Linked DNA regions of Homo sapiens: region 2 is linked to region 1. A link is a loop called in an ENCODE intact Hi-C map of the cell type or tissue named here. Cell type or tissue: endothelial cell of umbilical vein. All regions are shown on one strand.

Region 1 (2,500 bases):
GCTACTCAGTTTACTAGGTTCATAATATAAGAAAGAAAAATGTGAAAAAAATTGAACTGTTCAATTAAAAAATTCAGTGTGCCAGTCTCACTCTCCTGGGCACCAGCAACATAGAAATGGACTAGACAAGCCCTATCAACAAAGCCTCAGTCTGCTGAGGGGTGAGAGACATACACAAATTGACATAATATGATACAGTAAGTGCTTTGGAAATACAGATGACTGGGCCAGGTGCAGTGGCTCACACTTGCTATCCCAGCACTTTGGGAGGCTACGGCAGAGGATCTCTCGAGTCCAGGAGTTTGAGACCAACCTGGGCAACGGGCAAAACCCCATCTCTACAAAAAATTTAAAAGTTCGCTGGGTGCGGTGGCACTTGCCTGTAGTCCCAGCTACTCGGGAGGCTTAGGTGGGAGGATTGCTTGAACCCAGAAGGTCGAGGCAGCAGTGAGCTATGATCCTGCTACTTCACTCTCACCTGGGCCACAGAGCTGAGACCTTGTCTCAAAAAAAAAAAAAAAAAAAAAAAAAAGGGAAATGCAGATGAAGGAGCAGTTGTGCCCCAGGAGTACTAGTTGAGGGCCAGGCTGCTGAGAAGCAGTTGAAGTAGCCTTGAAGCAAGGATGGGAGATTGCTGGGTGAGATCAAAGATACGCTGGGATGGGGGTGAGTGAAAGTGTGAGCAATGAGTAGAGGCAAGATTGTAGATGCTGCATTTGGAGGAATATTTCTGACTGCATAATCAGAGGTCAGAATGGCTAGAGAAATTAATACAGAGGTACAAGGCTAGATTTAGAAGAGTAAGCTAAGAACAGACTGCAATGGGCTTTTGAATGCCTGTTAAGAATATACATATTTTTTTCCTGAAAACATTAGAGACTTTTAAAAGTTTGGAAGTTTAAAAAGTTTAAAAATCTTAAAAGGTTTTTAAAACCTTTTAAGTTGCTAAAAGTTTACAATTTTCATTGAAAAAGAAGAAAATTGGCAAAGCACAGAAAATACACACAAAAACCACACCCATAATTCTACCAGTGAGAATTGCTTAGATATTTGATATTCTAGCTTGTTTTTCTGAGCTGTTTGAAAAAACATACTTGATCGCATAATGTATGGTCACTCTGTATCCTGTTTTGTTGGGTTATACATAGGTATTTCCCCCATATGAATTCAAACTTTCCATAAGCCTAATATTATCTGGCCTCAGAAACAATTAAAGCATGGAAGTGACATGATGACACATGTGTGGGTTTTTGAAAAATGAGTCAGATGAAAGGGAAAACAGATGGAGCAGGGCACGTGGTTAGGAAGCAACTGTACTAGTCCAGGTGTGAGATGAAGGGGGCCTGGATGAAGCAGAGGGTGAGAGACAAGGAAGATTCTGAGGACCTTGTGGCTAGATGTGGGGGTTAAGTCAGGTTCAACTCCTAGGCTGGATGAATTGGCAGATGGCACATGAACTACAAGAGAATGGAAGGCAGAACCTATTTTGTGGGCAAAAAATAAATTACATTTTGCAATACTGAATTGAGGGGCTTCTTGGAAGTCCAGGTGTAGATGTCTTACAAAAATAGAATATTCTGGGCTGGGTGCAGTGGCTCACCCCTGTAATCCCAGCACTTTGGGAGGCCAAGGTAGGGGGATCACCTGAGGTCAGGAGTTCGAGACCAGCCTGGCCAGTATGGTGAAACCCCATCTCTACTAAAAATACAAAAATTAGCTGGGCGCAGTAGCAAGCACCTGTAGTCCCAGCTACTAGCAGGCTGAGGCAGGCGAATTGCTTGAATTCTGGATGTGGAGGTTGCAGTGAGCCTAGGTCGCACCATTGCACTCCAGCCTGGATGACAGGGTGAGACTCTCTCAAAAAAAAAAAAAAAAAAAAAAAAATTCTGGAAGCATTACGATTTATTGGTTTAGGCATGAAGGCTTTGGAATGAAAATACCTGAGTTCAAATCCCAGCCCCGTCACTTACTAGCTAGGTGACCACTGACACATCACTTTTTTTGTAATTAAAAAATTTTAATGGCTATTGCTTATTTTTTATTCTGTATTTATTTATTTATTTATTTATTTTGAGACAGGGTCTCGGTCTGTTGCCCAGGCTGCCAGGCTGGAGTGCGGTGACGCTATCTCGGCTCACTACAACCTCCACGTCCTAGGTTCAAGCAATTCTCCTGCCTCAGCCTCCTGAGTACCTGGGACTACAGGCATGCACCATCACGCCTGGCTAATTTTTGTATTTTTTGTAGAGATAGGTTTTCACCATGTTGCCCAGGCTGGTCTTGAACTCCTGAGCTCAAGTGATCCACCCGCCTCAGCCTCCCAAAGTGCTGACAGGTGTGAGCCACTGTGCCTGGCCAGACACATCACTTTAACAAACTCTCCAGGCCATGGCTTCCTGACATGTTGAAATCATTGAGATGACAGGAAGGAAAGTAATGGTGTGGGTTTGAGAGAAGGAAGTAGAGTTGCTAATTAGGTTAGTTTTGTACTCTTATACTA
Region 2 (2,500 bases), 100 kb before region 1:
CCTCTTTTAAAAACCTGACTTGTTTTTATATAGAAATTACTTGGGATTGCTAGGTAACCCGCATAACCATTCCTGGAAAAAAATGGAAGGCCCTTTTTTGCTTTTGGGAATATGGAGAGCTTATACACAGTTTCACTATTCAGCATTGCTTGCAGTATTTCTTACAATTTTCTGATGTCTGTCAAAAAGAATCCTCAGATCTTTTAAGACCAATTTTTTTTTTTTTTTTTTTTTTGAGACAGAGACTCGCCCTGTTGCCCAGGCTGGAGTGCAGTGGCGGGATCTGGGCTCACTGCAAGCTCCGCCTCCCAGGTTCACGCTATTCTCTTGCCTCAGCCTCCCGAGCAGCTGGGACTACAGGCGCCTGCCACCACGCCTGGCTAATTTTTTTTTTGTATTTTCAGTAGAGACGAGGTTTCACCATGTTAGCCAGGATGGTCTCGATTTCTTGACCTCGTGACCCACCCGCCTAGGCCTCCCAGAGTGCTGGGATTACAAGTGTGAGCCACTGCGCCTGACCAAGACCTATTTTTAAAGGGAAGTTTGTTATAAGCCTAAATGCCATAAATGTAATAAAGTTACATGTATTTGGCATCATACTTCCTAGTCCACCCCCGGTATTCTAGAGCTCTCTCAGTACATTTTGAAACACCTTCGTGGAATTTTGAAATGCGTTGCTTGCGTAGTTCCTTGAGCCTGCATCACTGCCAGAAGAAGACTTATGAAACAGAACTCTGTACTTCCCATTAGTTAGTTCTTTATCATGTTGAACACTAGATGTGTATGTGTCTAGTGTCTAAATACAGAATGCCTATAGTTTCTACCAACAAATTATGGATCCAAATCCTTGCTCCAGAAGCAGGAAATAGGTTAATCAGAAGATTGCTGGATGTTATGAAAAGAATCTTTTATGGGGGGCTGTGAGTATTGTTTTGCAATTGCCATTTCTGAAATATCTCAGGTTAAAACATTTGGATTTTTTCACTATGCAAAGTATACAATAGATGAGGTCACTGGTATTTCTCTTTGTTTACTGTTAAGTGATAATAATTTGTACCACGATGGAAAAATTATCGTGGATTTTCTTTAGAGTAGTTCAGTGCTGTGGTTTTAGCACAAAGGTGTGCTTTTTCTTATCTTCATGATCCAGGAACAATTACTTGAGGGAATGGCATTTCTCCCTGTGAGTTCATAGCACAGAGTGTTTCCTGAGAGTAGTGGAAGTGAGTAAGTGCAACCACTGTTGACCCTTGTCATCTCAGTCTTTTTTATTATAACCTCTTTCCTTCTACTTTTTTCACTTGTCTTCTTTCTATTTCTAATATTTAAGATTTACACTTTAGCCAGTTTCTTAAAACTTATTTGTGCACCTAATATTTTCTTGGTCATCAATTATTTGGGGATAAAAATTCCCCCTACTTCTAAAACATGAGCAAGGTACATTGGTAATTCTCAGGTTTAAGGATTTCTTGAAATAACATTATCTGATTTATTGGGATCTGAAGTATAGTTGACTTGACTAGGTACTTCTATCATTGTGGCTTAAGTGATCTTGTAGTCTTTTATATTTAACTGAAAAATCATTTTAGGTTGATGTTTTTGTTCAGAGAAACATTTTAAATTTTAAACCAATATTTTTGTTCAGTAGGAAGGAGAAAAAAATAAACATCCAAGTATAAGCTACTGTAACATTTTGAGGTGTTTTTCCTCTTTGTAGCTATTGTTTTGTGAAACTGAGGCTATACTGTTTATGGATTTTGAATTATACTTCTCCCTCTGACCCCCACCATGTATCATTAAATTATTTCAGGCTACTAAAAATTCTCAGGAAATATCCATTTCAGTTGCTCTACACTATTCTGTTACAGGTACCTTAATTAACACATCCACTATTATTAGATATTTAAAATTTTTCTAAATTCTGTTTTATAAATAATCGTGAGAAGAACATGAATTTGTAAGACTGTCTTGCAAGGTGCCTTTGGTGGGGTGGGTCTCATTGTAGTTGTATTCTTGATTTTAAGATAACAATAATAGCTTGACCTTAGATTTGTAAGCACAAACATTGAATTAGGATTTTAAACAAATGTGTTGGGCATATCTTTGTTTAAATTTATGAATATTACCCTTTTTACACTTTTACTTATATGTGACAGGCAGCGATGTGCTTGCAATTTTAAAATTTATATTGTTATTATTTGTTATTATTATTATCATTTTTTAAGAGACAGAGTCTCACTCAGCTTGTTGCCCAAGCTGGAGTATAGTGGTGTGATCTCGGCTCACTGCAACCTCTGCCTCCTGGATTTCAGTGATTGTCGTGCCTCAACCTCCCAAGAATTACAGGTGCATGTCACCACACCTGGCTAATTTTTGTGTTTTTAGTAGAGACGAGGTTTTGCCATGTTGGCCAGGCTGGTCTTGAACTCCGGACCTCAAGTGATCCACCCGCCTTTGCCTCCCAAAATGCTGGGATTACAGGCGTGAGCCACCATGCCCA

The links. A loop is a pair of places that touch in the nucleus more often than their neighbours do. Peaks named below come from ENCODE experiments on the same cell type or tissue, not always from the same donor. Only the 100,000 strongest peaks of a DNase experiment are listed, where the experiment ranks them.
Region 2: a loop joins it to region 1, with 7 times the contacts of the local background. A loop is called at or near these places in 1 of 110 quality-filtered maps.

What each region holds. Positions count from the first base shown.
Region 1 is chr12:32,585,329-32,587,828 of GRCh38, forward strand. The region is part of intron 4 of FGD4 (FYVE, RhoGEF and PH domain containing 4); the gene reads left to right. Among named protein-coding and RNA genes, the nearest start is that of DNM1L, 93 kb to the right of the region's middle. In endothelial cell of umbilical vein, no CTCF peak of the experiment used is centred here; a DNase peak (open chromatin) is centred at 1,213; H3K27ac peaks cover 1,507 bases.
Region 2 is chr12:32,485,224-32,487,723 of GRCh38, forward strand. The region is part of intron 1 of FGD4 (FYVE, RhoGEF and PH domain containing 4); the gene reads left to right. Among named protein-coding and RNA genes, the nearest start is that of FGD4, 87 kb to the left of the region's middle. In endothelial cell of umbilical vein, no CTCF peak of the experiment used is centred here; a DNase peak (open chromatin) is centred at 1,188; H3K27ac peaks cover 1,907 bases.